Regions from separate parts of the Homo sapiens genome. Here region 2 is linked to region 1. A link is a loop called in an ENCODE intact Hi-C map of the cell type or tissue named here. Cell type or tissue: PC-3. All regions are shown on one strand. Each heading gives the region's core, and the rest is flanking DNA. Links, peaks and the distances in the headings are about the cores only.

Region 1 (8,908 bases), core at 666-8,665:
TGTTTTTAATAAAATTTGGGGAGTGGGCTGAGAGGAACCTGCCAGCCAGGATAGGAGGCAGTCACTGATTTGGATGGTCTCCAGATGGGTATTTGCAATCTATTCTTGAGCAGGGAGGAGACTCCACACCCAGACTTGAGAGGTGAGTGTGGTGTGTGCTCCAGCTGTAATCGTGGTTGTTGGGTGCCTCGCTTTCACAGGACTGGACTGGGAGGCATTTGGCCTGGGAGCTATGGTTTCATCCTGGGCAGGGAGTTTAATGGCATTAGCAGTCTTATGATATGAAGACAAATTGCTTGTGACTTGCCTGGCTGTCTCAGCTTGCTACCAGTAACAGGCCACAGGAGGGAGCCCACCAAGTTGAGAGCATGGAATGGAGGCGGTTCCCACTACTGCATGCTAGCATTTGGAGCCCAAGCTGCCCCTCCTTCCCTATATTAACTCATAGAACGTCATCAATTGCTCCATTTCTTCCTGGAGAGTTCTCCAGGGGCTTAAGAACTGCCTTCTAACCCCCATCAGGACCAGCACTTGCACCTGCCATTGCATGACCCAAGTGCAGACTTGCTTGTCCTAGTCCTGCCAAGCTTTGCAACCCCACCCCCATCTTGGAAGCAGAGCACAGGACTGGAAACATTGGAAGTTCCAAGGCCCAGCCCATCACCTGTGACACCCAAGTATATCTCCTGGTTATCAAAGATCAAGCATAAACTCGACTGCTACCACTGCAGCTGGCTTTCACTGACAAGTGCCACCTACTGGCTGGCAGTTCAACATGCAGTCCATTACAACATCTGCTGACACAAGTGCATAGTGCTCATAGTGTCCCATAAAACAATTACACAAAGGAGAAAAGAGAAAGAAACAACATGGCAACACACTTGAACACCAAACCACAAAGACAAAAAGAAAAAAAAAAGAAACAATCTACAAAGCAACTAAATAACAGTTAAGATTATGACAGGAAAAAAAACTTCACATATCAATGTCAACCTTGTATATAAATAGGTTAGATGCTCCATCTAGAAGATATAGATTGTAGAAATAGATAAAGAAACAGGAACCAACTATATACTGCTTATAAGAAACTTGCCTTACTTTTAAAAACACTTACAGATGGAATGTAAGGAGGTGGAAAAAGATATTTCATGAAAATGGAAAGCAAAAGTGAGCAGTAGTGGCTATACTTATGTAGATAAAGCAGACCTCAAATAAACAATAGTTTAAAAAAAGACAAAGAAGGTCATTATATATTAATAAAAACATCAATTCACCAAGAAGATACAATCATCCTAAATACATATGCACCAGCACTGGAGCACCCAGATTCATAAAACAATTACTAGACCTAAAGAAGAGATAAACAGCAATGCAATAATAGTGGATGACTTCAATGCCCCACTGACAGCATAAGACAAATCATCAAGACAGAAAATCAACAAAAGGAACACTGGACCTAAATTGGACTTTAGAACAAATGGACCTAACATATATTTGTAGAATATACAATTGTAGAATATACATTCTTCTCATCTGCACATGAAACATTCTCCAAGATAGACCATATGTTAGGCCAGAAAACAAGTCTCAAAAAATTTAAAAATTTAAAATCATGCCAAGTATCTTTTTGGACCATAGTGGAATAAAAATAGAAATCAATGTCTACAGAGACTCTGAAAATGATACAAATATATGGAAATTAAACAACATAAACTTGAACCATCTTTGAGTCAATGGCTAAATTAATATGAAAAATTTAAAATATTTTTAAATGATTGAAAATCAAGATATAACATACCAGAACTTTTGGGATACAGCAAAAGCAGTGCTAAGATGGAATTTTATAGCATTAAATGCCTACATCAAAATAATAAAAACATCACAAGTTAACAACCAAAAATTTCACCTCAAATAACTAGAAGAACAAGAAAAAAATTAAGCCAAAAGCTAGCAGAAGAAAAGAAACAACAAAGATTAGAGCAGAACTAAGTGAAATTGAGAACAAGAGAACAATACAAAAGATCCATGAAATGAAAAGTTGTTTCTTTGAAAAGATAAATAAGGTTGATAGACCACTAGCAAGATGAACCAGGAAAAGAGAAGATCCAAAATACACGTATTCAGAAATGAAAAAAGGAGACATTACAACTGATACCACAGAAATAAAAAACAATCATTAGAGACATATGAAAAACCATACATGCACAAACTTGAAATCTGAGGAAATGGATAAATTCCTGGGAACATACATCCTCCGAAGATTGAATGATAAAGAAACAGAAATCCTGAACAGACTAATAAAAGTAGTGAAATTGAATCAGTAATTAAAAAAATCTCCCTCCTCAAAAAAGCACAGGAGCAGATGGATTCACAGCCAAATTCTATAAAACATTCAAAGAAGAGATGGTACCCATCCTCCTAAAACTCTTCCAAATAATCAAGGAGGAGGTATTCCTCCCTAACTCATTCTATGAAGCCAGTATTACCCTGATACCAAAGCCAGGCAAGAACACAACAGAAAAGACTACAGACCAATATTCCTGATGAACATAGATGCAAAAATCCTAGCAAACCTAATACTAACAAACCAAGTGCAACAACATATCAAAAAGATAATTCATCATGACCAAGTGGATTTTATTCCAGAGATGCAAGGATGGTTTAACATATGCATATCAATAAATGTGATTTGCCACATAAACAGAAAACAAAAATCATATGATCATCTCAATAGATGCAAAAGAAGCATTTGATAAGATTCAGAATCCTCTTATGATATAAACCCTCAACAAACTAGGCATAGAAGAAACATACTTCAAAATAAAAACATTCATATAAGACAAACCCTCAGCAAACATCATATTGAATGGGGAAAAATTGAAAGTATTTCCCTTAAGAACTAGAGCAAGACAGGAATGCTCATATTCACCACCCCTATTCAACATAGCACCAGAAGTACTATGATTGCCAGAGCAATCAGGCAAGAATAATTCAAGGATAATTATATGAATGTTCAAAATAATAACATTCATATAAGACAAACCCTCAGCAAACATCATATTGAATGGGGAAAAATTGAAAGCATTTCCCTTAAGAACTAGAGCAATACAGGGATGCTCATATTCACTACTCCTATTCAACATAGTACTGGAAGAACCTGATTGCCAGAGCAATCAGGCAAGAAAAAAACAAAGTACCAAATTGAAAAAGAGTAAGTCAAATTATCTGTTTGCTGATGATATAATCTTACATATGGAAAACGTTAAAGTGTCCTCCAGAAGACTCCTAGATTTGATAAATCGGTTCAGTAAAGTTTCAGGATACAAAATCAATGTACAAAAATCAGTGGAACTTCTACACACTAGTAACAATCAAACTGAGAACAAAATCAAGAAGCCAATCCCATTCGCAATCACTACAAAAATAAAATACTTAGGAATATATTTAACCCAGAAGATGAAAGATCTCTACAAGGAAAACAACAAACATTGAGGAAGGAAATCATAGATGACACAAGCAAATGTAAAAACATCCCATGTTCATGCATCAAAAGAATCAATATCATTAAAATGACCATACTTCCCAAAGCAATCTACAGAATCAATGTAATTTCTATAAAAATATCAATATCATTTTTCTCACAATTAGAAAAAAGAATCCTAAAATTCATATGGAACCAAAAAGGACCCTAAATAGCAAAGCATACCTAAGCAAAAAGAACAAAGCTAGAAGCATTACATTACATGACTTCAAATTACCTCAAGGCTATAGTAACCAAAATAGTGTAGTTCTGGTATAAAAATAGACAAATAGATGTATGGAACAGAATGGAAAACCCAGAAACAAAGCCACATACCTAAAGCCAACTAATCTTTGATAAAGTCAACAAAAACATACATTGGGGAAAAGACATCTTATTCAATAAATAGTGCTGGAAAAAATGGTTTGCCATATGAAGAAGAATGAAACTGGATTTTAACTCTCACCATACATAAAATTAATTCAAAATGAATTAATGACTTAAATACAAAACCTAAAACTATAAAAAAAAGAATACCTCAGAAAAACTCTTCTGAACATATGTTTAGGCAAAAAAATTCATGACTAACACCTCAAAAATAAAGTTAACAAAAACAAAAATAGACAAATGAGATTTAATTAAATTAAAAAGCTTCTGCATAGCCAAAGAAATAACAGAGTGAACAGACAACCTACAGAATAAGAGAAAATTTTTGCAAAACTTGCATTCAACAAGGGAATAATATCCAGAATCTATAAGAAATCCAAACAGTTAACAACAATTTTAAAAATCAAATAACCTCATTAAAAAGTGGGCAAATTATATGAACAAACATTTCTGAAAAGACATAGAAATTATCAATAAGCATATGAAAAAAACTCAACATCACTAATCAGAAAAATAAAAACTCAAACCACAATGAGATACGATCTTATACCAGTCAGAATGGATATTATTAAAAAGTCAAAATACAACAGAGGTTGTGAGGCTGCAGAGACAAGAGAATACTTCTACATTGTTGGTGGGAATGTTAATTAGTACAATCTCTACGCAAATACCTAGATTAGGTAATTAGTACAATCAAAAACTATATGTTGTCAATTATAAGTGGGAGCTAAATAATGTATACAAATGAACATAGAATGCGGAATAATGGGCACTGGAGGCCTGGAAGGTTGGGACAGCGGGAGAAGGGTAAAGGATGAGAAATTATTTATGTACATTATTTGGACGATGATTATACTAAAAGGCTATATTTTGCCACTACACAATATATCTATGTTACAAAACTGCATTTGAATGTCCTACATTCATACAAATTAAAAAATAAGTTAAAAAATAAAATAAAATATATTTTAGCCATTATTTCTTTGGATATTTTTCTGCTTTTTTTTAAAATTTGATACTCTTTGCCAGGGTAGTCTATGAGACTCATTTTTGGTTTTCATTCCAACCCAAGAGGACCCTCTTACTACCCGTCTCTGTCTCTAGCTCTCTTTGTTAGATTTCTATATTTTCTATATTGGAAATGGTGTAGCTCACCACACTCATGGAGCTCCCATTATCCTCTTATTTGTTTTCAAGATTGTCCCTAAGCTTGAACTTTCCCCGTACTCTTTTCCAAATAAAGTCAGGTCTTTTGGGGAGTGTTTCAGAGCTCTCTCTTCTTATTGTCTTCTCTGCCCCTGAACAAAATCTGTGCACGACTGCTCTAAAGCTGAGTGTAGGGATATTGTTTCACTTGTCTTTGAGTGACACACTGTTTTACAAGCAGGAAACTGGTTGGAACTGCATACCTTTGTTCTTCTTAGTTTATTCCTCCCAGCATGGAAGGGACAAGCTCACTTAGACTTATAAGTGAGCTGGGATGAAGGTTAACAAGGTCTCAGCATTCTACAACTCCTGTGCCTGGGGTTTAGCTTCTGTCCTAGAATGGGGGCTAGGTCAGTTATTCTTGCCTTGGAATAGGGCTACTGTAACAGAGAGCTGGGTGGCATGAGAAACGCGGATAGCCTGCCTCTCCTGGGAGATATTCTAGATTTTAACTGACCTTAATTCTCCTGAAAGATATTGCAGCTGGAGAAAGAGGGAGTCTATGTTCTTGGTTGCTCCCGACTAGATTGAAGTTTCTACTATGCTAAGATGGAAGGGAAAGGAAAGAAATGGGTCATGGTTCAAATGCCACAAATGCTCCTTGTTCTTATTGTGTGATTATTTAGATTGTCTTGAATAAATGTTTCTTTATTTGCTGTATGCTTTTAGGACAATTTGCAGTTTTTAAACATATGCAGACACACACACAAACACATACACACACTTTTCTTTCTTTAAAAGGTATGCTTTCTTCACTGGAGACAGGATCTGTGGAGTTTCTTACACCAACATTTGGAAGATAGGCTTAGGTTTGGCAGGGAGGGGTTTGCCTCCTTGCAAAGGATAACTTCTAGACAGCAGTTCTTAAAGTGATCTGTGGACACACAGTAGTCCCTGTGACCTTTTCAAGTTTACCACAGGCTAAAATAATAAAATTGATAATAACCATTATGATAATAATGTGTTATGTTACTTTTTTCACTGTGTTGATGTTTGCAACCACAGTGGAACAGCAATGGGGGGAAAACTATGGTGTCCTGGCATGGATCAAAGTAGTGAAACTGAACTCAACTAATAGTCACTGTTCATCACCACCACTCAGTCACAGGAAAAAAATACAAGTTTTAATTAAGAATATCTTTCATGAAGCAATAAATATTATTAATTTTACTAAATCTCTAGCATTGACCATGTCATCACTTTTGTTACATACCAAAATATGACAGTTGTTCTGAGAGAAAGCATGTGTGCCATTGTTTAAATTGCAAGCTAGAATAAGTCTTTCATGAAATAAAAGTTTTTTTTAACTTGGAAAAATTAGGGACAAAGTTCGTTTATTCACATTTGATGTTTTGATGCATTTTTTGTCAAAAATGATGAAATGGGCTTGTCACTTCAAGGCCATTAAATGTCAATATTTTCTCAACAATAAAATGTGAGATATCAACATAAAATTAAAATTAGAATGTCTATCACTTTGTTATTCTAATACTTAAAGTCTTTTATCACACAATTGGTGGTGATATTAATTAATACGCTTGTTAAAAATTTAGACTAATAAAAGAGTCAACATTTTGTAGGTATGCATAGCTTAGTAAACCAATATTTTCCAAATGACCAATGCTTATAAAGTTATGACTGGGTAAAGAACTATTCAAAGTCCAAGACAGGCATATAAATTTTAGTGTAACAGAGTTTATAAAGTTCATTGACATGGTTTCCTATTCTACGTTGCAACTACCTTTTGAGAAACTATGACATGATGAGTATTGATGTAGCATTTAAAAATAATATTCACAATCATCTGAAACGCCTATTAAAATGTTCTTATCTTTTCCTACTACATACCTGTATAAGACTATCTTGTCTACATATATTTAAACCAAAACAATGTATACCTTGAATGCAGAAGTATATATGAGAATCCATTCATCTTCTAGTACTTGACATTAAATAAATCTACAAAAATGTAAAATACTTGCTTCTCATTTTGTTTTGAAAAAATATATTTTCATAAATACATATTAATTATATCTCACATAATGAATTAACTTTGGTTTTTGGAAAAGGAATTAATGTTTTAGAACTTTCGCTGCTTTAATTTTGAATACAGTAAATATTGATATTATATATGTCAATATTATACCACTCATATAAACAGTAGCTCTTTGGGTCCTCAAAAACTTTTTAAGAGTGTAAGGGGAGAGAGCTAGGGCAGGGGTTGGCAAATTTTGGCCAGCCTGCAGGCTAAATTCTGCCCTCTGCCTGTAGCATGTTTTTGTATGCCCCCAGAACTAAGTATGGCTTTCCCATTTTAAAGGGTTAAAAATAAGACAAAACAAACAAGATAGCAAAAACAAAACAAAACAAAACAAAAAACCAGAAAAATATATGACAGAGACCGTGTGTGGCCTGCAAAGTCTAAAAATACTTTAGAGAAAAATTTGTCAATCCCTTTTCTAGGTCTTCAAATTTTTTTTACATCATTTTCCAACAGTGTTTCAAATTATTCAGATATCAAATAAAACATTTTCATTCTCTTTAGAGGAAACTTCTGACAGCTAAATGGTTTTTTTTTTTTTGCAATTTATTAGTAATTTTCACAAAAATCAAGTTTTCTAGATGAGGATAGTTCCAGTCTTCAGAGTTTCTATTTTTTTTTAATTGGGTTTTTTTTTTTTCGACATTCTATTCACTGGGAAGGAGAGAGGCACCACTAGAATTCCAAATGGAATACATTTGGGATTCTAGATGTTCTACAATTAGCAGAACCATCTCACACCAGAAAAAATGTTCCCATGCCTTATAACTTTTTAATCTCTCTCATCAGACACTTATTTAGATTTGGGCACATTTTATTTCAGTGAGCCTATAGACTAAATCCAGAGTACTTATTAAACAAATCTTTGTACACAGGTTTAATGTACACTTAATTGTTAAGGAATACAATATTATTAATATATGGATACCATTCACTCATTTATTTATTTATTCAGTCATTCAACAAATATTTAGCAACTATGTGTTAGTAGTTGTCTGATGTTATGGGAATACATACGTTAACAAAAATGAAAAAGAAAAAATATTATTGCTTTCACAGAGGGAATGTATTGTCAAGATCAAGATAGTTTAAATTATGCTGTGGTGACAAGCAACCCTCTAAGCTCAGTGGCTTAACACAACAAAAGTTCATTTCTCACTCACGGACACACTGCAAGTCCATCATGGTTTCTAGAGGTGATGATATTCGTGAGTCACTCAGGAATCCAGGTTGATGGAAACTCCTTTATTCAGTAATTGTGCCTTTCAGAACATGTAGCCTCCTCCTTGAATACTTCAGCATAGGAAGAGACCCTACTTTTACTGTTTAGCCTGGACATGGTGCATGTCATTTGGACCAGAAGAACTAGTCACATGAATATAGGCCATATAAACAACTGGCCTTGCCTAACTTCAAATGATCTGCAAAATAAGGGGGGCACATTAATGTTTGCTGAGCAATAGTATCTCTGGCACAGGAAACAAAAAATAAATCACATTTTTAAAAAACCTATACAGCATACTATAGAAAAAAAAGGTCAGAGGAGAGTAGACAGTACAGACTATGATGGGAAAAGCTGGAATTTTAAATAGACAGTAGGATAAGGCCTCACTCAAAAGGCAACATAAGCAAAGTTTTAAATAAAGTAAGGGAATAATCCACGTGTCTATCTGGGAAAAAAGCATTCCAATCAAGTGGACAGCAAGTGCAAAGATGATGGACTAGAAGAGTCCTGGTATGTTAGAGGAATAGCA
Region 2 (8,908 bases), core at 594-8,593, 470 kb after region 1:
AAATTTAGGCAAACATATTTAGCTGGAAGTTGGACTATAGCTGCACCATCAAGTTGGCCTCAGTTACATGGCTGATACCTCAGCTAGGGTGAATGGAACAGCCAGAGACTGGCTGGTCCTCTCTCTCCAACAAGATTCAACTTCTTACTTGGTGCTTGGCTTTCAAAACAGCAAAAGTGGAAACTGTCAGATCTCTTAAGCTCTACACCCAAAACTGATATAGGGTCAAAGCAAGTCACAGGGCCAGCACAGATTAAAAGAGAGGAGTCACAGACCCCATCTTTTGATAAAGGAGAAGCATACATAGAATAGGAATGGGAGGAATTGCTGGTTCCCATTTTTGGAGACAATCTACCAAAAAATTACTCTCTCCCATTAGTTTATTCATTTAATGTAATTGTAAAATCAAACACATCTCCCTACCCTGTTAAAGAAATTCTAAACCTTATCAAATAAGTACGAAAATTCATTTGTGGCTATAGGTGCTTCCATGAACCATCTATTTCAGATACAGGTAAAACTGATCGCGCATCTAGAAAAGATTCAGAAATTTCTACAATTTACAGCTTAACTTGCGTTATGCATGTATAAAAAACTAAGTGAGGTTTCCACCATCAATTTTCAAAAACAAGCCTTATGCTTTATTCATGACTTATAGATTAATATAAGCTGAAGTCACCAAAAATAAAGTCTTTGGTTTATGCAGAATATCTTGTATAGTACAGAGCTATTACTTAAATTCAATGGCTCAGAAAAGCAGCAACATTTATTCTTCTTGTTCAAAAATCTATATGGGGCAGTTCTGCTTCAGGCTGTGGGTCAGCTGGGTGGGGCTCCAGGGTATCGGTGGGGCTCCAGGGAGCTCCACAGGTCTCATTCTGGGACCAGCAGCTATCCAGGGCATACTCTTCTTTTGACATTTAACATGAGCATAAGAAAGCAAGTAGAAATACACAGTGTTTCTTAAGACCTATCCATATTGCATATGCCTAAAAAAATCATTTGACTAAGCCCAACATGGATGGAGCAGAGCAATGCATTTCACGGACTCTAGTGCACTTCAAGGTCGTATGGCAGAGGAAGGAATTAAAGAATGGGAAACAATATTCCCATAGGCCACAATTAGTTTTGTCCAAATCTGTTTGCCCTTCTAATTAGAGTGGCAAATGTGGCTACTGATGCCTAATAAGATGAGGATGACTGATATTGATGATGATCTTGCATCAACTAATAAATATTATATAATCTTCAAGAATCTTAGTTATTTATGTTTTTTAAAATGTTTTAACACTGAAAAGGATTGTCTCTAGTTTCACAGACAAAAATTTCTATTGAACACATACTATTACAGTGTTATTTGGCATGTTATTTGTAATGTATAACATGTAATGTTATACATTAATAACGGTAATAGGATGTGTTTAATAGAAATTCACATCCTATTATTTCTATCGAACAGTGCCAAATAACTGACATGTTACTGTAGTTAATTAGAATTTCCTGCTCTACCAATATCCTATTTAATGCTATAATTCCTGTACTCCAAAGTCATATTGTTTAGGTCTTTCTCTATATTCACACTCTAAATTGTAGCAGAAGTAAATCCTAAGAAGATTTATTTTCTTTTCTTAATTTCAAATTTATCTAAGAAAATTCTAGACAATGTATTTTAAAATAAGCAAAGAATAAGCAATCAAAACTGCCCAGCATTTCCACTGAAGACAGAACAGTCATACTGAAACAACATTTAATATGCTTTTTAACTTGTTCCTTTTCCTCTGAATATGAAGCAAAACTCTGTTTAAAAACATTGAATACCTGTTTCAATCCGATAATAATTCATTATACATTTTTACTAACCTCTTGAATTATCTTAACACTTGTGGCCCTTGAAATGAAAGCACACAGATTAAGTTGAAGATAAAATATATAGTATTATTCTGTCTTCTGTATTAACAAACTCTATTCCCTTGAACTGTCTCTCTTGACATACTCAGATAAAATATTTGTATGCCTAGGTACTTAAAAACCAGGATCAATTGTATAGTAAGCTCTACTAATATTGTTTTGATTATACTTAACTGAATTTAAAAATCACTCTTTTTTGGAGACTGGGAGGAAACGAATTTAGGCACCACATAAACTGTAGTTTTTTATAGTCATCATTTAGCGATTACTTCTCTATACAATATGTTTCTGGTAGGAATTATCCTTTACAAATTAGATACATATTTCCATTTTAAGTTAAATGACAAAACCATCAAAAACTCAAGAACATAGTAACATATTAATAATAAAATAAATTATAAAATGTTATAAATGTTTGGAATACATGTACCTACATCAAAATGAGTCAACCTATTCTTTTGGTCTAGAATGTTCTTTCTTACCCTTGCTAACCAAACTTGTGAATCCTACTTCTTAGGATTAAGCAAACTCTCCATCTTTAAAATTATTATTGATTACATAGCCTCCAAATTTAGTTACCTTAAACAATCATCTATCCTTTTCCTGAATTCTTACAGCATTTATTCACTATATCTAATCTTTGGAACTTAGCTTAACTTGGTTTGTATTAGCAGTTCTCTTTTTTAAGTATATTACCTCTGCAAAAACACTATAAGCTCCTGCATATGAGTAACAGAGTGTTATAACTATTTGTATCCCCTGTGTCTCATGGGATATCCATCCAAAATTATTTGAAGTCTAAAGAATTCAGTATTAATTAATCAATTTTGATGTTTCATTTAATTATTTGTATAACAATTGGTAGAGAGCAATCACAAGCATATATTAGATTATTATTGTACTTTTTATTCATGCAATTTCTTTACGTAATTTGAAAGGAAAAAAAATAAATCAAACTTGTATTTTAGAATTAGGTTGGCAAGCCGGGTGCGGTGGCTCACGCCTGTGATCCCAGCACTTTGGGAGGCTGAGGCGGGCGGATCACGAGGTCAGGAGATCCAAACCATCCTGGCTAACACGGTGAAACCCCGTCTCTAACTAAAAATACAAAAGCAATTAGCCGGGCGTGGTGGCGGGCGCCTGTAGTCCCAGCTACTCAGGAGGCTGAGGCAGGAGGAGAATGGCGTGAACCCAGGAGGCGGAGCTGGCAGTGAGCTGAGATCGCGCCACTGCACTCCAGCCTGGGCGACAGAGCGAGACTCCGTTTCAAAAAAAAAAAAAAAAAAGAATTAGGTTGGCAAACCGTTTTGTAAAGGGCAGATAAGTATTTTGGATTGTGTGGGCCAGCCCATCTATAACACAGTTGTTCAACTCAGCTGTTGGTGTGAAACATTCATAGACAATACACAAATGAACATACATAGCTACGTTCCAGTAAAACTTTATTTACAAAATGAGTGGTGGCCTAGATTTGGCTGCCTAAAGAGTTTTCCTAGTGTGTTGTTCTAGGGTGTTGGTGAGAATATATTAAACTAAAAACATATATCTTATTTCAATTGTACGTAGAGATACAAGTTTATAAAGTAAATAAAGCAATATTCCCTCAGTAGAGTAGATTTTCCTTAAACACTTTCTGATATTCAGCAAAACTTATGCTAGCAAACATATATAATGTGATCTTTGGTACTGCAAATTTTGAAAATACTTTGCAGTACAGCATAACTTTGTTTTAAAAATATTATAATCGTTCATGTATTGATGGTTTCAGTGGTAAGATTAGATAAAACAATAAAATAAATAGTTGTTACATTTTTCTTGAAAATTGAAACAAATAATTATCATTTACTGATGATTCAGAGTTGATTTTAAACAGTTTCATTATGGAGTATAATTTTTTTTATTAATAAATAAGTACATTTGGAACCTTCTAAGCAAATGCCACTTTAAAGCTTTTCATAAATATCTGCCTTTATCTTAGGCAGATTTGCCCTGGAAACACACTCAATGTGTATTCTGGGTGCTCCTCTTTTGCATAGCTCCAAATTTTCTGAAGAAACAGATATATACCTTTCATCATCTCTGTATAATTCATAAAAGTACCCAGAAGTCAAGCTTTAACTTTTTATTTGCAGGTTTTAATAAAGAAAAATATTAAAATATGACTTGACTTTAGAAGTTGATTTTCCTGACAGCAATCAATAGTCCCAGCGAAATGTTAACAATTCATTTTGTTTTCCCTGGTTCAGTGTATCATAGTGCCACCTGCTGGTGTAATTAAAGAAATTGCCAGTATAATGGAGGAAAAAGCAAACATAGTGGGCATAGTATGAAAGTGGACCGTGAGAATCTAGAAAGTTAAGTAATGTACTGTATGCAAAGTACGTAAAGTTACTTTAGCTAATTTGAATTTTACTTTTTAAAAATTCATTTAAAAATGCAGTAAAAGTGTCCATCCAAGACCTGGAAAACGTTTGTAATAGCAAAAGTTTCTAATGAGGAGTTGACTTTAGGTACAAGAATTGCTTTTAATTCAACTTTTTGTTTGAAATTGTTCTAAATTTTTTATATAAAAGCATTTTAAGAATTTTTAAGACTATTTGAACGCAATTTGTGCGATGCACACTCATCAATAATAAACATGCCTTTAATCAATTTTCCATTGTATTTCCTGAGTCTGTGGGTGAATGATCACTGCATGCTACAGTCAGAGTAGCCTGCAATACAGGCCTCTCTCTTCCCCTCTCAAGTTCTCTAATTTCTTTTATTCATGGAAATCACCTAAACAATTAACAGAAATGTAAACCTGCATTTAAAATAAAAATAATTAGAATGGAAGTATTGGTGCCAGCTTACAAAAGGCTTATAATTTAACTCTAGAGTGTTTGTATGGGGAGAGGCCAGGAATGACAGATCCCTGCTTAGAAACTTTGTTTGTTTTTATTGAATAAATGAAATAAAAGTTTTACCACTCTGGATTAACTCTCAGCAATTGGCTCTTAATTTTGTTTAACTCATCCTTCCAAACATATTTTGGATAACAGTTTACTGTTCTTTTCCTGGGGCAGAAAAATAAAGTAGGGGAGAAATGGCAAAGCAGATGCACCCTGAAGGTGAAATTTTGTAACAGGCAAAGTTTATAAAGTCACGTTTCTGAGCGTTTTTCGGAGGGGATTCTAGAAACGCTCATGTCTTTATGCTGTGCTCTAGTTGCACAGTGCTGCCATGAAAACATTTAGTACTTGGAATATTTGCTGTCTCCCTTAATGTAGTCATCCATGTGCCTGCCATGAACCAAAGGTCACAGTACCCCTCTCTGCATCCTTTCTGCTACATAACTTGGATATTTCTTTTCTTGCTTCATTTGTAATTCTCTGGCTTTCAATACTTTTTTTGTAAGTGACTTAAAAATTTTTTAAAAAATAGTCTGGGTACAAAGCATAAATATACTCAATAAAAAAATTTACTGTAGGTTTTATTCTCTTGAAGACCTTTTTTGGGGAAAAATGATCAGTTTTACCAGTAACTTAAAGAATTATTGGTTGAGGTTTCGTGTGGTTGGTTGTTTTCAAAACCTTCTTTAAAATGAAAGGAGTAATAAGAATATGAGCATTTTATCTACCTAGTATATTAGTGCCAAATTATGGGAAAGATGCAAAGTCTTTGGGAACCTGGAGGTTCACAATCTGTTTATTGCTTTTTTGCTCCCTAATCAGAGCAGACCCTACAGGAATTTAATAATGAAGTTGCCAAGACAACTCTGATTGAAGTTTCTACTTGCCATCCAGACCAAAAAACAAACAAATGAACAATATCCAACACTCTTGTAGGCTTTCCTAACGTAAAACAAATTTAATGTAATTTCTATAGCAAAAAAAGTGATGTCTCATAATGCTTATATATTCTACTAAACTATAGAAAAACCATAACTTATCACCAAAACCATAGTAGCACGTACCTCTGTGGAGACATATCTAGACACTCATTACTTAACCTATATAGCGAATACTTTATACTGATCAAAGTATTAATATTCTTTTGAGGAGAAAATTCATATTGTTGTTCTGTGTTGCTTTATCATTAAATGATGGTCAATGCCGACCATCTGCTTGAATGAGCAACAGGAAAACTGTCTAATTCTATTCGATGATAATTTCTTGAGAATTTGAGTTGACATAACATTGAGAAAGCCTATTTTTATTTCCTGAAACAATTTATCTCTGTATATGTTTGCTAAAAGTGCTTTTCCTGTCTCTAAATAACTGTTTTAAGATATAGTTTCAGTCTGAATAGAAAAACTGCAACTCAAACCATCATGCTTAAAATTTTTAATTTAGACTTGGGGACTGCCTAGCCCATCCTTTGACACCCTACAATGTAGAACCTCTTAATAAATAAACCACTCTTGAGTACTGCATTGGGTAACTTTTGAAGATGCATGAATTACTGAAAGCTAGTAGAATGAGATTTAGTAAAAATGGATACTAATTTAGTAGAAAGTGCCTGCTTATACTATAGATTATTGCTGCTACAAAGATAATGACACATTTTCTGCTAGTGTTTTATTAATGTCCATTCTGATTAAATGAACATTAGTCATAAACTAATTCAAAGACAAAGACATGACTGTTACTTGCATAAATGCAACCATGGCTATGGTAATGGTAAATGTGAATGCCCAGTAAATGCCATGACATTCAAATTTCATAAATTGGAGCCATGGGAAATACAGTAGGTAGTTCTCAAGTAATGAAGAACCTGTTCTAGGAAATAAAGAGATTTAAGTGTAAGCCCATGATATAGTCCAGATATCTATCCCCTCCACATTTTATGTTGAAATGTTTCCCAATGTTGGGGGTAGGCCTGGTGGTAAGTGTTTGGGTCATGGGGGTGGTCCCTCATGAATGGCTTGGTGTCCTCCCTGTGGGAATGAGTTCATGCACTGAGTTGTTTTAAAGAGCCTGGCACCTATTCCCTTCTCTCTCTTGCTCTCTGTTGCCATGTGATATGCCTGCTCCCCCTTCGCCTTCCACCATGATTGTGAGCTTCCTGAGGCCCTTACCAGAAATGGATGCCAGTATCACACTTCCTGTGCAGCCTGCAGAACCGTGAGCCAAATAAACCTCTTTTCTTTATGAATTACCCAGTCTCAGGTATGCCTTTTTTAAATTTTTATTTTTCCATAAGTTATTGGGTTACAGGTGGTATTTGGTTACATGAGTAAGTTCTTTAGTGGTGATTTGTGAGATCCTGGCGCACCCATCACCCGAGCAGTATACACTGCACCATATATGTGTCTTTTATCGCTTGTCCCCCTCCCACTCTTCCTCCCAAGTCCCCAGTGTCCATTTGTCACATTCTTATGCCTTTGTGTCCTCATAGCTTAGCTGCCACATATCAGTGAGAACATACAATATTTGATTTTCCATTCCTGAGTTAATTTACCTAGAATAATAGTCTTCAATCTCATCCAGGTCATTGCAAATGCTGTTAATACATTCCTTTTTATGGCTGAGTAGTATTCCATTATATATATATGATGTGTATATATATGATATGATATAAGATATATATGATATGATATGGGATTTTATATATATATATATATATATATATATATATATCACAGTCTCTTTATCCACTCGTTGATTGATGGGCATTTAGATTGGTTTCACGATTTTGAAATTGTGAATTGTCTGCTATAAACATGTGTGTGCAAGTATCTTTTTCGAATAATGACTTCTTTTCCTCTGGGGTAGATACCCAGTAGTGGGATTGCTGGATCAAATGGTAGTTCTACTTTTAGTTCTTTAAGGAATCTCCACACTATTTTCCACAGTGGCTGTGCTAGTTTACATTCCCACCAGCAGTGTAGAAATGTTCCCTGATCGCCACATCCATGCCAATGTCTACTGGTTTTTGATTTTTTTATTATGGCCATTTTTGCAGGAGTAAGGTGGTATCACATTGTGTTTCATTTCACATTTCCCTGATCATTAGTGATGTTGAGCATTTTTTCATATGTTTGGTGGCCATTTGTATATCTTCTTTTGAGAATTGTCTATTCGTGTCCTTAGCCCACTCTTTGATGGGATTGTTTGTTTTTTTCTTACTGATTTGTTTGAGTTCATTGTAGATTTTGGATATTAGTCCCTTGTCAGATATGCAGGAACAGTCAGCAGAGTAAAGAGCCAACCCACAAACTGGGAGAAAATCTTCACGATCTATACATCTGACAAAGCTATTCCTTTATAGAAATGCAAACAGACTAACACAGTTCATTTTCCTACCTAACCTGCTTTTAGTATATGAAGTTTTAGTATACATACTTAGTATATAAAGTTTTAACACCTACTCACAGTACTTGCTATTGACATTATAGTTAAAATTAGACTTCACCAAACTTATAACAGCTTATGACGTTGTGGTAAACAACCCTTAATTCTGAAATGACTTAAGTGTTTTCTGATCAAGGTTTTTGTCGTTTAAAACTGCCAGTTACCCTAGGTAAATATGCACATTAAGAATGGTATAAAACATTTTTACTATGAAATGGAGTATTTAAACAATTTTCTTATTAATACTTTAAACAAATCTTGATACAATACAAATTGTATTAATGTGACAATGTTAATAGATTTTCTCTTGTGCCGTAACTATCCATTCTATAAATATACTTTCTCTCTGACATCTTCTGTATCCACAAATTGTATACTTCCTGGGTTACATTTGACATATGACAATGCTATAGCAATATTTGCAATTTAAGAGGAAGTTGCAAATAATATTTCAAGCAAATGTGTAGATGGGCTATATAGCCTATACTAAGATGGTCTTAGCTTATGAAAAGGGATTAAATACAAGCTTTGGAAGATGCTTCATTTTAAGCACTGTATTTACAGGGTAAAGTTGTAGGATATCATGAGCACATTGGTGGACTGATATTTTTACTTCAAATTCTTGTTTCACAGTGACACTTCAGCTTAAGCTTCTATTATCAAGA

The links. A loop is a pair of places that touch in the nucleus more often than their neighbours do. Peaks named below come from ENCODE experiments on the same cell type or tissue, not always from the same donor. Only the 100,000 strongest peaks of a DNase experiment are listed, where the experiment ranks them.
Region 2: it touches region 1 in a loop (2.1-fold over the local background); 3 of 110 quality-filtered maps call a loop at or near these places.

The regions. Positions count from the first base shown.
Region 1 is chr3:87,763,303-87,772,210 of GRCh38, reverse strand. No RefSeq gene overlaps it. Among named protein-coding and RNA genes, the nearest start is that of HTR1F, 25 kb to the left of the region's middle. In PC-3, for the core only: a CTCF peak has its summit at 748 (motif pointing left); DNase peaks (open chromatin) are centred at 760 and 5,290.
Region 2 is chr3:87,293,569-87,302,476 of GRCh38, reverse strand. No RefSeq gene overlaps it. Among named protein-coding and RNA genes, the nearest start is that of POU1F1, 21 kb to the right of the region's middle. In PC-3, for the core only: a CTCF peak has its summit at 4,173 (motif pointing left); a DNase peak (open chromatin) is centred at 4,166.